Linked DNA regions of Mus musculus: region 1 is linked to region 2. The links are chromatin loops, found by intact Hi-C in ENCODE. Cell type or tissue: left cerebral cortex. All regions are shown on one strand.

Region 1 (8,000 bases), 120 kb after region 2:
CTCTGTGTAGCCCTGGCTGCCTGGAACTCACTCTGTAGACAAGGTTGGCCTCGAACTCAGAAATCCACCTGCCTCTGCTCCCCGAGTGCTGGGATTAAAGGCGTGTGCCACCACTGCCTGGCTGGACCCTTTTTAAAAAGGAAGAGCTAAGCACAAGGACGGCAGGGAACTTATTTTTGAGGAACAGTGACATTGGTTTGGGCCAGCCTCTCTGGTCCCGGGATCTTACCCGCCTCTCTCTCTCCAGCTCTCATCTGTTCTTTAGGGAGTGGTTACCATCTGCATTAGTTTCCTAGGACTGCAGTCTCAGAGCACCGTGTGTTCAGTTGTTTTCTGGGACTAAGAGACTGCTGAGTCTGAAAGCAAGAAGATGTTTACAGAGCCATTCCTATGCCTAAGGCTCTAGGAAGTGCCTGCCCTTGGCTCCTCCCTCTTCTTGTGGCAGCTTGCAGTCCTTGTTATATCCCTCCCACCTGAAGCCATGGTTAAGACAGATCATAATGGTGCGCTCTCTCTCTCTCTCTCTCTCTCTCTCTCTCTCTCTTTCTCTCCCTCCCCACACCCCATCCACCCATATTGTCCATGAGTGACACCAGCCATTAAATTCAGGCCCAGATGAATTCAGCGGAAACTCAGGTCAAATTGATTAAATGTATTGAAACTGTCCCCATAGTCACAGCCTGGGGCTCTCACTGCACATGAATTTTGGGGACACACTGATTAGCAACAATCATGGGACGAAGTAAATAATTGTAAGATGGGATTGGCTAGCAAGGCGTCTCTCCTAGAAACATCCCTGCTCTCAGCTAGAACTCGGAGAGAGTGGTGGCTCTGGGTAGAGGGGATAGAGGGGTGTGTAAGTATTTGAGGATGACTGTAGTCCTCGGATCAGTTCTAAGGGACTAGAGTATAGCCAGGTATGTGGCAGGGCTGTGGAGGGCTTTAGCACATGGGCAGGGATGACCGAGAGTGTAGGTGGATGAAGCAAGGTGCTTCCATGATTGGGCAAAGTGCAGCCCAACCATCATTAACTACTCTATGCCCCGCCCTCTTGGCCTGAGTCCATGCTCTTCTGGCTAGCCTCACCTTATCATGGTATAGAAAACCATCATATCCGTGTGCATGGAATTGTGGGGCTGCAATCGAATTGTGGGGCCAGTGGGAATTATAGGGGCTACACAGCTGTAGGGCTGAAAGACACATTTCTTGTTTTAAAAAGGCTTTCTCTCCCTTTCCTTCCTACCTCTTTCCCTCCCAGCTCCCTCCCTCTTTCCTTCCCTCCCTTTCCATCTTTATTCCACCCACTCCTACCCCCCACCCTCCACCCCTGCCCCCACCCTTCACCTCTACTCCCTCACTCTTTGGATACAGTCTCGCTCTCTAGCCCAGGCTATATAGAGCTCGATCTGGTCCTAATCCTGTGGCAGTATTGTCTCAGCCTCTCCAGTGTCAGGATTATCGTCACGAACTAACGTGCTGGGCCAAGTGTTTCTTTCTCAGCAGCCTAGAGATCAGTTGTTGTATTCTGGCATCACACTCCAAGCATGAGAGAGAAGAAAGTCCTAAATTCGGAGTGGGCTGTGGATGTCAGTTCTAAATTAGGAGTCCACTGTCCAAACAGATGTCGCTTGGCTTTAAGGACAGTTGTGGAGTCAGGTCACACAGTCCCTGCACAGTCCATTATGTAGCTGACGTTCTTGGGGACATGGTAAAAATAGGAGAAGGTGTGATCCATTGTCACGGCTGACACATGTAAAGCCCAGCAGGGGCCTGAAGTTCTCCGTAAGCTAGGGCTGATATTATTTCAGACACTTTGGGGTGAAGACAGTTTTGTTACCGGTCTGGTCTGAGAGCTAGAGGAGCCATGTTGTAAGGAATGGGTAGAGCCTTTTGTTGCTGTTTTTTGAGACAGGGATTCTCTGTGTATCCCTGGCTGTCTTGGAACTCACTCTGTAGACCAGGCTGGCCTTGAACTCAGAAATCCACCTGCCTCTGCCGCCCAAGTGCTGGGATTAAAGGCATGCGCCACCATTGCCCGACCGGGCAGAGCCTTTTTTCTTTTGAGGACTTAGCATTCTCCACCCTGGCACCCACCTGCTTCTAAAGATCCTCGTTTCTGGTGTTACCAGTTTTCAAGACAGCGAGAGATGTACAATCTAGATTTGTTTCTCTCTCTCTCTCTCTCTCTCTCTCTCTCTCTCTCTCTCTCTCTTGCTTAGAGTTTGGCCCAGGATCTTGGGAATGTTGCGTGTGCTGGGTCACAGAGTCTCCTCCTCCAGCTCTGTTGACTCTGTAAAACCTTCTTGCCTACTTCAAAGGAGGCTTCTCCTCAGAGGGGAGCTATAAGGCAGGAAGTAAGTGCCCAGGGGGGCTGGCTGGCTTCCAGTGTGATCACAGAATCTTGTCCCCTGCCTATGCAACCTCAGGAGCCTGGGGGAAGGACTCTGCATCAGGTATCCAGGTAGCATCCTAATCCAGGATCTAGGATTCACCTTACTGTGTAGAGACCTCTTACCCACATAAGATTAGAAGTTTCCGTTTGCGTGTATTGGAAGTTAGAGTTAAGACTTAAACACAGTTTTATGGGGAGGACTGTAATGCAGTCTACTACAGATGAAGTGGTTGTTTTGTTTGTTTTTCCAGGTGCAGATAGGAATAGAGGGAGGGGTTCTGAGACCCGAATAAACTGTCACCTGGTGCTCCCCAGAACAGCAGTTCTGGCCTTGTTACAGCCCCCTCATGAACCCCACTGTTGGAGCTCCAATCCTAATGCCAGGCATTGCCTTCTTAGTGCTGGTATTTTTAGTCATGGCATAGGCTAGGGGCTTCCAGTGATTAACACCCCACTCTGGGGAGCAATGGAGGCCAAAGCTCTTGTTAACAAATTAAATTCTTGGAGAGAAGTTGGCATGATGGGGGGAGGCAAGGTTCCTTTGGTAGGTCATACATGGGGCAGTTTCCAGCAGCAAGAGCCAGGTGAGGGCAGGAAGCTTGCTCTGGGATTGGCGAGAGCCATGGGCTTACAGGGTGTGGTCCTTAGGGGGCTGGGACACCGAGGACACACAGCCTTCATTCTGTTTGTGTGCTCCACGGTCCCTGAGAATGTGTCAATTCAGGCAGAGCCTAAGGAATCCTGTGACATCATTCCCTCCGGAACATTTTTTTCTGAGACAAAAATCTTGCACTAGGCTACGAGCCTCCCCTAAATTTCGCCTTTACAAATGAAAATACACCCCAGGAAGACAGGCGCCATTGTGCCCCCTAGTGGCCATCAAATGCTGTACACAGAAGGGAACTTGGCATTGTTTAGTACAGGAGATTTGGGATACAAGGGCACCTTGGGAAAAATTTAAAGCTAATGTGTTTAATTAAAAAATAAAAAGGAGCTGGGTGTGGTGGCGCATGTCTTTAATTCCACCGCTTGAGAGGCAGAGGCAAGTGGATCTCTGTGAGTTTGAGATCAGCCTGGTCTACAGAGTTCCAAGACAGCCAGAAACTTTGTTTTGAAAAACCAAAAAGGAAATAATAATAATAATCAGAAGCAAGTAGATTTCTGAGTTCAAGGGCAGCCAGATATACATAGCCATGTCCTTAAATAAGAAAGCAGTTTTATTAATACCTTATTTTTTTTTAGATTTTCTTCTTTTTGGGGGGGGGGCTAGAAACCCTTTAGAGATAGGGTTTCTCTGTGTAGCCCTGGCTGTCCTGGAACTCACTCTATAGACCAGGCTGGCCTTGAACTCGGAAATCTGCCTGCCTCTGCCTCTGCCTCCCAAGTGCTGGGATTAAAGGTGTGGACTACCGCTTCCTGGCCTCCTTTCTTTCTTTTTTTAATGCATGGTTATTTATTTGTGGAGGGAGGATCTCACTAAGTCTGGCTAAAACTCATTCTGTAGATCAGGCTGACCTTGAACTTGTCCAGAGCTCATTTTGTCTACCTCCCAAATGCTGGGATTAAAGGCATTTACCCATTCACCCAGCAAGAAAAATTTTAGGTTTATGGAAAATTCAGAAAAATAAAACAGCTCAAGTATGTTAACATCTTAGTATAATACATTTGGCACAATTATTAAAACTAATATTTTGTTATTTCTTCAGATTTCTGCAATATTTACCTTTTGTTGCCCAGAATTTTGTCCCTGATTCAACATTTAATTTCCTCCTCAGGGTTTTTTTGTTTTTTCTTGGTTAGCCAGTGTTTCAGACTGCCCCTGTTTTGAGGGGTTTGTCAGTTTTGTTTTTTGTTTTGTTTTGTTTTGTTTTATGGTTTTTGGTGGTTTGGGGGAGCTCTGGTCAGGTATCTTGTTAGCCTGTCCTTTAGGGGACCGAAGCTTTATGTCTTGAGTTTTACCTGCTGGAAGCTTTCTTTAGTCATTGTTATACATAGTTATTGGGTTAGACAATATTGGGTATACAACAGTGTGTCAGTCGTTCTTCTTATGCTTGGTCAAAATATCTGTCAGAAGCAACATCAGTCAGAGAGACAAATGTCCTGGCTTGCAGCATCAGAGGCTCATTGATAGCGGCAGGGGAGGCATGGTGACAGAAGCCACCAGCTCAGCTTGCTGTGCCTTGGCAGCAGACAGGACTGAGAAGAGAGCTCAGGCCAGGAAGCCTCCAGCCTCACTCTTACTGCCCTATCTCTGCCCTGTAGGCCTCAGAGTCCAAGAAGGGAAGGGTTCTGTCATCTCTCCAAACTGCCACTAACTGGGGACAAAGTGTTGACGTGCACGAGCTTGCAGGAGACCTTGTTCATTTAAATCATAACATAGTCGACAAAGATATTTTATAACTAGCCGTTGTGGGTCAGTGATGCTGGGTGTTCCAGGGCAAAGATTCGAACCCGGGCCACCCCGGTGACCTCTGTGCTGTTGGCTGCCTCCCATGGGGAGCTGGAAGACTGAGGCTTGCTGTATCAGAAAATCAGTCAATCAGACGGTGACCAAGCAAACAGGATAGTCCATAGAGTCAGTTAGAAGTGGATTGGATTCCTGTCTGCTAATACAAATGAGAGAAAATGTCTTGAAAATAAACGCCAGGATCATCTCAAGATGGCTCATGAGGGAAAGAAAGGCCTGACAGCCTGAGTTGTGAAGGTGGGGAGAGAGAACTGACTCTACAGAGTCCTCTGAACCGCATAAGCACGCTGTGACGTCACCTCATACAAGCATGCGCGCCCCTGTTCCAATGAATGTGTATACGCGCACACACAAACACGAAATACTTTTTTTTTTTTTTTAAGTGTAAAATAACCATTACCTGTGTTTATCTTCTGAGTGCCTCTGCTATCCCCATTAAATGTCCTTCTATGATTGGCAGTGTTCTTAAATGCCGCCAAAAGAATGCCTTTAGCTGGCCATCTAGTTTCGATGTTGACAGAAAGAAATCAGTTGTGCCGGGTGTATTGGGTTTAGATGCCAGGGTACCACAGGGTGTTTGTTGCTTTGTGAGCAGTTTGCAGGTTCCTAAAGGGTGATCTGAACTCTTACCAGATTCTGGCTTTTTGGCATGGTGACTTTAGAACCTCATTCCTGTGTAAGAAGCTCTCCACTGAATCGTCTCTCCTTTACATTTGGGGGCACCATGGCTTAGAAAAGTGTAAAAGCTGGGGATGATACCCCTGGGTAAGGAAGAACTCTGCCCTGGAGACCAGACTTTACACCCAAGAACTTCTCCACGTAGGGAACCAAGACGGGACAGAAACCTGTGTTTAAGGGCTCAGACTTGTCAACCAACCCCGCTGAACTTTGTCCAAGCGCTGTATGAAAGCCTTTTTTCCTTTTTCCCTCCCCCATTCTCTGTCTTTTAGTCTTTTTTGTTTTGTTTAGTGGTAGGGTCTCCTGTAGCCAAGGCCGGTCTCAGACTCACAGTGTAGCAGAGAATAACCTTTAACTCCCCAGCCCAATGCGTGTACCACCCCATGCCTGGTTGGTTGGTTTTTTGTTTTTTGTTTTTAAATGATTTATTTATTTCATGTATATGAGTACACTGTAGCTGTCTTCAGACACACCAGAAGAGGACATCCATCCGATTCCATTACATATGGTTGTGAGCCACCCTGTGGTTGCTGGGAATTGAACTCAGGACCTCTGGAAGAGTAGTCAGTGCTCTTAACCTGAGCCATCTCTCCAGCTCCCTGGTTGGTTTTTTTATTTGTTTCTTTGAGAACATCATTGCACTTAGGGACTTCAGAGATTCTAAGCTGCTCATCTACCTGCTTTGCAGGTTACTTGGTTAAAAGTGAAACAAGGGTGGTTCTGCAGGTAAGAATGTTTGTGGGCCAGGTGGTGGTTGTTTTTGTATGTATGTATGTATGTATGTATGTATGTATGTATGTATGTATTTATTTATTTATTTATTTATTTATTTCGAGACAGGGTTTCCCTTTGTAGCCCTGGCTGTCCTGGAACTCGCTCTGTAGACCAGGCTGCACATGATGAACTCAAATTTATCTGCCTGCCTCTCAATTACTGAGAATATTTAGGCGTGCGTTAGAACCACCACCTGAGCCAGGCATGGTGGCGCATGCCTTTAATCCCAGTACTCAGGGAGGCAGAGGCAGGCAGATTTCTGAGTTCAAGGCCAGCCTGGTCTACAGAGTGGGTTCCAGGATAGTCAGGGCTACACAGAGAAACTCTGTCTCGACAAAACCAAAATAAAATAAAATAATAGTTGCTTTCCAAGCATGAAATCCTTGCACCCCATTGTAAAGCTGGCCTTGGTTCTACGCATGCCTGTAATCCCAACACTCCAGTGGGCGGGGACGGGAGGTGCTCTTGGGCTCGCCTAGCCTCAAAACCACAAGCTGTGTGTTTTTCATTTAGAGATTCTGTCCCAAAGGACTGAGGTGGAGAGAGAGAGTGGAGGTTACCCAGTGCCCTCCTCTGACTTCCGAGTTCTCTGAGGACAGGATACGTGAGCATACGCTACAGATAGAAAGTGTGTGTGTGAGAGAGAGAGAGAGTCTGTGATACTCCGGACAAGTGTTTGGTGTCACTTTGGGTACAAGATGGTACGTGCCTGGTAAATTCAGGGCAATGTGCTACATGCCTGGATCTCTGTAGGTTCTAGGCAAGCCAGAGCTAAAAAATGAAATCGGGTCTCAAAACATTTTTGGGAAGCGGGATGGATGTTGTATGTTGTAATGTTGTAAGTCCATAGGAATTCTAGGTGACATAGTTGGGCGGGGGTTGTTTTTGTCCCCCCGCCCCGCTTTTTGCGATAGGGTTTCTCTGGGTAACCCTGGCTGTCCTGGAACTCACTCTGTAGACCAGACTGGCCTGGGAGTCAGAAATCAGCCAGCCTCTGCCTCCCAAGTGCCGGGATTAAAGGTGTGCACCACCAACTGCCCGGCTGAGCTTGCAATTCTTCAAGGGTTTAGTTTGGCCTCCTTTAGGGATCTTTCCTTCACCCTCAGTTAATATGGATCCTTTGTTTGGCCACAGAATGTACTGAAAGAGCACGTGGATGACGACCCCACCCTGGCCATCACCGGGGTCCCTGTGGTCAGCTGGCCAAAGAAAACTGCAAAGGTAAGGCCCACCTTGCTTCCCGTTTTCCCGTTCCACTGCTTCCCCGCTGCCTTCTGCCTATCCTTTGGGGGTGGGGGTACGGGAATCCATGAGGACGGGATCCTGCCGAGGGCACCCCGCTTAGCATGACTGGTTTGAAGGAAATGTTCACTGCAAATGCTTTCCTTTTCAAAGAACTTGGTTTTAGCAGCTATGCTAACTGGGAGCCATGGACACTGGTAGAGGCCACTTGGGAACACGACGGGAGTGAGGCTCCCTCTGTCTCAAATTTCCTGCCTTTCTCAGACTTTCCCTTCCTCTCAGTGTGACTTCTTTTCATAAAACTAATAGGCATTTAACATAAAAATGTCTAAGCTGGGGCTCGGGAGAAGGGTTAGTAGATAAGGGGCTGGCAGATGTCTAGGCACCATGCAAGCCTTCACGTGTCTTCCATGTCTTCCGTCCACCTGCCCTTGGCTTCAGCATTTA
Region 2 (8,000 bases):
CCAGCCTACAAGGTGAGTTCCAGGACAGTCAGGACGACACGGAGAAATCCTATCTTGAAAAATAAAATAAAATAAACAAAACAACACAGTGATGGGCATAAGGAGCCGGTCGTTAGGAGCCGGTCATTTTTGTCACCAAGAACATAAAAAGGTTGATGGTGGAAGGAGAGAGGCTTCGTGGTTCATGCCTATGATGGAGGCAGAGGCAGGTTCCAAGAATAAAAGCCTACAAAACCCTCTCTGTTTTCAGATTAGGCAGAATGGCAGCGCCTGGTTTTTGTTTGGTTGGTTTGGTTTTTCCAGACAGGGTTTCTCTGTGTAGCCGTGGCTGTCCTGGCACTCACTCTGTAGACCAGGCTGGCCTCCAACTCAGAAATCCGCCTGCCTCTGCCTCCCAAGCGCTGGGATTACAGGCGTGCGCCACCACTGCCCGGCACAGCAGCGCCTGTTAAGTGCAGGAAGAGGAAGCCACAGGTGTCTGTTCCAGCTGTGCCTTCTCGAGTGTTGGACATTTTGATTCTGTATGTGCATGCGTGTGCTCGCTATGTGGAGGTCAGACACAACACGCAGGAGTCAGCTCTCTCCTCCCACAGTGTGCACCAGGAATTGAATTCAGGTTGCCAGGCTTGGCAGTGGGTGGCTTTATCCACTGAGCCATCTCACTGGCCTCCCTTCTTTTTATGTTTTGTTGTTGTTGTTGTTGTTGTTGTTTTAAAGATGTATTTATATCTCATCAAAGAGGTTTATGAGCCACCATGTGGTTGCTGGGAATTGAACTCAGGACCTCTGGAAGAGCAGACAGTGCTCTTAAGCATTGAGCCACCTCTCCAGCCCGCCCCCTTCTTTTTCTGTTTGAGAGGTTTGTCGTTTTTTGTTTGTTTCTTTGTTATTTTTTGAAAGTGAGGTTGCCTTTAAAACCAACACTCACTCAGATGGCAGCCATGCTAAGTGCTTAAACAGAATAAACAGCAATGAAGCACACGGAGATTCCAATTTTAAATAGGGCGGTTCTGAGAACTCCTGCGTCTGGAGCTGACGTCTGAAGGCAAGATCCACACTCTCCGGTGGAGGAAGAGATGTCCTGGCAGCTGCCCCCAGAAGAGCCCAAGGCAGGAGGCAGGTACATGGTGCACTTTCCAGGAACAGCAGAGAAGCAAGTGTGTAGTAGCTCTGACAAAGGCTGAATGGGGAGGCTTAGGGGGACAGGATAAAGGGAAAAGTGAAGAGGCTAGGCAGGTCTTCCAGGATCCTCAAGGCGTTGTGAGCAGAGCAAGAATTTTGCATCTGTAAAATGTGTACACCGCGCATCTTCCACCGGAGATGGTCTCCAGAGCGTCCGGAAGATACTCAAAAGTCCTAAGGCGAAAAACAAATAAGACTTTCCCTTCCCTTAAAGTTTCCCGCTACCCTGCCTCTGCAGGAAGAGGCGGGCACAGCAAGTCAGTCAGTTTTGGCGTTGCCATAACAACCTCCCTAGGCCCAAGACTCACAACTTCAGCTGCGGGTTGAGTGAAGTCCAAGGCTGCTGTTACAGGTGAGCCAGTGGATGAAGGGGCTGGAGCTCGGGAATGACCCCAGCTGTCTGTCCCCTCCCCTCCAGTGTCCACAGAGCTCTCCTTAGTTTTTTGTTTGTTTGTTTGTTTTGTTTTTTCAAGACAGGGTTTCTCTGTATAGCCCTAGCTGTCCTGGAACTCACTCTGTAGATCAGGCTTGCCTCGAACTCAGAAATCAGCCTGCCTCTGCCTCCTGAGTGTTGGGATTAAAAGGTATGGGCCACCATGCCCAGCACAAGTGCTGCTCTTAACCACTGGGCCATCCTCTCCTTCTCTAGTTTCTGCTTTTTTCAAGACAGGGTCTCACTCCCAAGCTGACCTCAGACTTGTGGTGATTCCTCTGCCTCAGCTTTCCAGCAGTTAGGATTACGGGTTGCATTACAACTCCCAGCATCTCTTTGCCCTTAGTTGAGAACCTACTATGTGTGGGCACTTGGGTGCAGTGAGAAACAAAAAAACACATGGCCCCAGTCATCTCTGCTGAGAATGGTGGCCAGAGCAGGGGTGCTTTCAGAGGGAAAAGGTACTATCAGGATTGTTCTCGAAGGATATATAAAGATACTGCAAATGCAGATTGGTAGCCTCAGGATTCTGACAGCAGCACAAACCTTCTATACCATGGCTCCCCTCTCAAGTCCTCCACTCTCCATCTGAGGCCCTGCCAAGAAGCCAGATCTCTACACAACAATTAAAGGGCACGTGGAGAACTGCCAGTATGGGGCTGGAGAGATGGCTCATCGGTTAAGACCACTGCCTGAGGACCAGTAGATAGAGTACTTGCTTGGCATGTGTGAAGCCCTGGGCTTGATTCTAAGCACTGCATAAACCAAGCAAGAAGGCTAATGCTTGCAATCCTAGCATTTAGGAGGTAGAGTTGGGAGGACCGCTAATTTAAAGTCATCCTGCATCGTGAGTCTGAGGCTAGCCTGGGTTACATGAGACCCTGGATTGAAAAAAAGTCATTCTCAGCTACATTGGGAGTTTGAGTCTAACCTGTACTACATGACACCCTATTAGAAACAGAAAGGGGCAGAGAGAATGAATGAATGAATGAACTTGAGTGTAGTGGTACATGTCTTTTATGCCAGCACTCAGGAGGCAAGAAGAATAATGCAAATTAGGGGCTAGCCTGGTCTACATCTGGTCTACATATGGAGTATGGAGTTCCATGTCAGCCAGGGCCACAGAGCCATAGCAAGACTCCATATTAAAAAAAAAAAAAAGCAAGCTTTGTTTTGTTTTGATTTTTTTGTTTGTTTGTTTTGTTTTTATTTTGGGTTTTTGGCTTTTCAAGACAGGGTTTCTCTGTGTAGCCCTGACTATCCTGGAACTCACTCTGTAGACCAGGCTGGCCTTGAACTCAGATATCTTCCTGCCTCTGCCTCCTGAGTGCTGGGATTAAAGTCATGTGCCAGTAGTCCCCTCTGTGGGAACAGAGGCTGTAAAACATGCACAGGTGGCAGGCACAGTGTCCAACCTGAAGCACACAGGTTGTGAGGCTGACCCTGTGGGTGGATGCTAAGATACCATGACCTCCTAGAACTGGCTTCAACCTGAGGATATTTTGATTGGCAGCACCTGTGTGTATGTGCTGCCGGTGCAAGATTTAATGGGAGTGGATTTGTACAGCCTCAGAACCTATGGAGTATGTGGTTGTATTAGTTGAGGGAGATTGCGGTCCCCAGGATGTAGATAGGAACGTTTTTATCACCCATGAGCCAGCTGGAGACAGATGGAAAGACATGAACAATCCCTTCTGGAGATTCTGGGGACCTGAGGAAAACAGGTCGGGGCTCCCAGACATGGGGAGGAGACCCTGGGCCACCCACTGTTTCCCTCTAGAGTCTATGGCTCTACCAGATAAGAGTCGTAGGGCTCAGATGTGGAAGGATGACCAGTGAGCCAAGGGCTGTCCAACTGTGTTTGTTTTGAGACAAGGTCTCACTGTATAGCTAGACTTGCAGTCTGGGACAGTTAGTCACCATGAAATCAGTCTCTGATTTGTGGGATCTCCCCTGCTGAAAGGCAACCCCTGAGCTTCATCTGTCCCATCTACCAGGTACGTAGGGCAAGGGCTAACAGGGCAGGCAGCTGTCTGCCTGATACCCTCTGATACACCTGGAGTGGTCCCAGTACTTGGTACCATCTGATCTTTCTTACTTCGAGTCTCTTCTACCAAAGTCGGTTCCTGATTGGTCTTTCAAGTCATTAAGTCACCTGTGAGCATCATTTTTCCCAGGGGCAGCTTCTCTCCAGTGTCATCACAATCCCTGGGTTCCAAAGGAATTATGCCATCACATCCCTGACAGATGGACCCTAGGAGAATGCAAGGGCAAGGACTGTTGTGGGTCAGTCCAGCACAGAGGGATCCCCACTGAGGGCTCTTCACCTGCCCTGGGGACTCAGAACACAAATGACCTGCCCTATTGGAACTCAGGCAGGCACCTCCCCAGGAAGTACCAGGATCCCCAGGATACACGGGAGTCACTGAGCCCCTGATGCCCCTACCTCCTGCTAGCACCCCCGCAACACCACAGAGGCAGCCAGCATGCCGGTCACTAAGTGTCCAAGGAAAGTAGAGCCGCCGTGGAAAGGGTGGGACCGGAAAGCCCAGAAGAACGGACTGAGACACCAAGTGTTTGCTGTGAACGGCGATCACTACGTGGGCGAATGGAAGGGCAACTTGAAACACGGTAAGCTAAGCGGGAGAGCCTCCGGGGATTAGTGGCCAGCGTGGGGTCAGAGTGGGTGGGCAATGCAAAACAAAACAAAAAGCACTGTTACAGAGTCCATTAAGAACATAAGCGATCTTGTTTTGTTCCCAACCCCACTTAGTGACCAGAACCGGGACCAGCAGGGGGCTGTGGCTCTGAAGTCCAAGTCAGCCCTGACTTCAGCTGAGCCAGAGTCTAGGGACAGAAAACAAAAATGGGATAGGGATCATCAGAAGCCAGCCCAAAGCTGGGTGGGGTTCTGGGGGTGCTGGATCGCTCTCTGTCTTCTGACAGGGTAGCAGAGCCTGGGGTTGGTTGAAAAGGTCAACACATTAAGAAAATGACTTGCAGTAGGCGTTGTGGGCTTCAGATGCTGCCCTGATGCTCTGCAGATGGTGGGGGCACAAGGTCTGGGCCTCAAGACACAGGTTGGACCTATCCAACCCCCCAGAAGTAACTGAGTGACCATGATTACTCCTGTATGCCTGGACTCAAGTCTTAACCAGCAGGGGGCGAATGGGTTCTGGCCGATACATTGCAAATCACGTTTGTCCGGGATGGATGGGGGTAGGACGGGGACTCTATTTAAAAGCTCTAGTCTTGCAATTCCAGACTTAACCACTTTCTTCTCCTGCCTTCCTGGGTTATCTACACTAGAATCCCTGAGCCTGCATTGTTAGAATACCTTATCTATAGGTTTTCTCATCTGTTAAGTGGCAACAATGTCTCTTTATAAAGTACACGCAGCAAGATTGCTCAGAGCAAGGGTGCTCGGGGAGACTCTGCAAAGTAGACTACCATCACATTTCCCAAATGAGGTGACCTGGGAAGAAGTGACTACTGAAGAGGTGGTATTAGGCTATAGAGGGCACCAGAGAGGGGAAGAGAGGGAGTAACAAAGAAGACAGGAGCAGGGTGATGTTTGAGCTAGGCAGAAAGGATAAAGATGTGTCCAGGTTGAGGGGCTTTTCGTCTAAAATTTAGACCTTAAACTGTAGAATTAGAATTAGGGAGGTCAGTGTAACTTGACTGAGGGACAGACTAGAAGTCAGTGTAGCTGAACAAAGAGTAATGGGAGAGAACGTGGGTCAGAATTGGATGTGGTTTTAGTATACATTACCTATAAGCCCAGTTACTGGCTCAGGAGTCTGAGGTAGGAAGATCAAGGCTGGGCTATGACCCTATCTCTAAGATCCCCCTCCCCCAAAGCAAGTTGGGGTTGGAGAAGCCAGGTATGATGGTGCATTCCTGCAGTGCCCAAGTGCTTGGAAGACAATATGTAGGGAGATCAGGGGTTCAAGGCCAGCTTCAGCTACATGAGACCTTATCTCAAAACAAAATAAAATTTAAAAAGAGAGAAAGGAAAGAAAGAAGGAAGGAAGGAAGCATCCAACTGCGGTGTCTCATACTTTTAGTTCCAGTACTCCAGAGGCAGAGGCAGGATGACCTCAGTGAATTCAAGGCCAGGCTGGTCTACCTGGCAAGTTCCAGTGCAGCTGGGGCTACATAATGACACCCTGTCTCAAAAACAAAGCAAAGGGCTGGTGAGATGGCTCAGCAGTTAAGAGCACTGACTGCTCTTCCGAAGGTCATGAGTTCAAATCCCAGCAACCACATGGTGGCTCACAACCATCCGTAATGAGATCTGTTGCTCTCTTCTGGAGTGTCTGAAGACAGCTACAGTGCACTTACATATAATAAATAAATAAGTCTTTAAAAAAACAGCAAAGCAAAACACAGAGAGGGAGAGAGAGAGAGAGAGAGAAAACTCATGTCTGTAGAGCTAAGTATCTAATAAATATATTGTGCCTCGTGGACCATGGTGAGTCTTGTCTTCTTTAAGATCTATTTTATTTCATGTACATGAGTGTTTTTGCCTTGATGTGTATGTATGTATGTATGTATGTATGTATGTATGTATGTATATGCAGCATGTGAGAGCCTGGTGCCTATGGCGTTCAGAAGAGGGTGTCAGATCCCTCTGGAACTGGGGTTACAGGTGGTTGTGAGCTGCTGGGGACAGAACCCAGGTCCTCTGCAAAGGCAGCAAGTGCTCTTAACCACTGAGCCACCTCTCCCCAAGCCCTGTCTCTCTTTGTTGCAGGACAAACATTGTTGAAAAGAAGGGGACAGGCTAGCAGCCCTGTTCTGGATGCAGGGTGAGTTTGCCCTTCTCAGGGATAGCCTAGATCAAATTTTATCTCCCAGCGTGAATATCTTATTTCACAATATTTCAAATATCATTAGGCAAATGAGATAAGCCTGAGGCCCTACCTGCTCTAGATTTAAAAACCCAAGGGTTGGGCTGGAGAGAGAGTTCAGCAGTTAAGTGCAAGTATTGCTCTCTGGTCTTGATGGTACATACCTTTAAGCCCAGCACTCAGGAGGCAGAGGTAGATAGATCTCTGAGCTGGAGGCCAGCCTGATTTACATGGCAAGTTTTAGGCCAGCCTGATGTACACAACGTGGCCGGGTCTCAAAAACAAACAAAAAGAGCTGAGAACCTGAATTCAGTTCCCAGCATCTACATCCAGTGGCTCACAGTCACCTGGAACTTCGGCTCTGGGGGTTTTAGCGCGCCCTCTTTCGGCATCTCTAGGTACTACAGTCACATGGCATGTTCACACAGACACATAAAAATAAATGTTTAAAAACGTTCTTTTATAAATAAAATTTAAAATACAAGAGCTAGAAATATAGCTCAGTGGCTATCTTACTTAGGTTTCAAGTTCCAGTTGTTGTGCTAAATACTATGGCCAAAAGCAACTTGGAGAGGAAAGGGTTTATTTTGGCTCCACATCAAGGTCCATCATTAAAGAAAGTCAGGGCAAGGGCTGGTGAGATGGCTCAGCGATTAAGAGCACTAACTGCTCTTCCAAAGGTCCTGAGTTCAAATCCCAGCAACCACATAGTGGCTCACAACCATCTGTAGTGAGATCGGATGCCCTCTTCTGGTGTGTTTGAAGACAGCTATAGTATACTTATATAATAATAATAAATAAATCTTTGGGCAGGAGGGAGCAGAGATCCTAAATTCAATTCCCAGCAACCACATGAAGGCTCACAACCATCTGCATCTGTACAGCTCCAGTGTACTCATATACACAAAATAAATAAATAAATCTTTAAAAAAACCCAAAAACCAAGAAAGTTCAAGGCAGGAACCTGGAGGCAGGAGCTGATGCAGAGGCCATGGTGGAGTGCTGCTTACTGGCTTGCTCCTCATGGATTGCCCAGCCCTGCTGTGCTGTCTTCTTTTAGATTTACTTATTTTATGTGAGTAGTTTGCCTGTATGTATGTGTGTGCACCATGTTCACGTCTAACATGAAGGTTGTCAGGCAAGAGTGTTGGGAACCGGACCCTGATTCTGTAAGAACAGCAAGAGCTCCTAACCATTAAGCCATCTCTCCAGCCACCCCCATCCAAGCCTGCTTTCTCACAGCACCCAGGATCTCTAACACAGAGGTGATAGCACCCACAGTGAGCTGGGGCCCTCCCACACTCACCACCAATCGAGAAAATGCCCTACAGGCCAATCTGATGGAGACTTTTTTTTCCCCCTCTTCAAAACCAATTCTGGCTTGTGTCAAGTAGCTAACTGGGCAGTAAACAGCTTACCTGGTGTAAGCGGAGCCTTGCATTTGATCCACAGCATTATAAAAATATAGAAATGAAGTGTACAAAAATCCAAGGAAAAGACTCTCGCTGCCTCAGCCCTGGGTCAGACCGTTT

What was found. A loop is a pair of places that touch in the nucleus more often than their neighbours do. Peaks named below come from ENCODE experiments on the same cell type or tissue, not always from the same donor. Only the 100,000 strongest peaks of a DNase experiment are listed, where the experiment ranks them.
Region 1: a loop joins it to region 2, with 3 times the contacts of the local background. A loop is called at or near these places in 16 of 42 quality-filtered maps.

The regions. Positions count from the first base shown.
Region 1 is chr5:122,920,917-122,928,916 of GRCm38, reverse strand. Kdm2b (lysine (K)-specific demethylase 2B) reads left to right here. Exons shown (of 23, transcript NM_001003953.2): 12 at 7,446-7,532. Among named protein-coding and RNA genes, the nearest start is that of Gm33118, 17 kb to the left of the region's middle. In left cerebral cortex, a CTCF peak has its summit at 3,266 (motif pointing left); DNase peaks (open chromatin) are centred at 1,570 and 3,234; H3K4me3 peaks cover 204 bases; H3K27ac peaks cover 410 bases.
Region 2 is chr5:123,042,877-123,050,876 of GRCm38, reverse strand. Morn3 (MORN repeat containing 3) reads left to right here and starts at 3,861. Exons shown (of 5, transcript NM_029112.2): 1 at 3,861-4,246. The coding sequence starts at 4,102. In left cerebral cortex, CTCF peaks have their summits at 1,421, 4,765 (motif pointing right) and 6,847; DNase peaks (open chromatin) are centred at 1,455 and 4,800.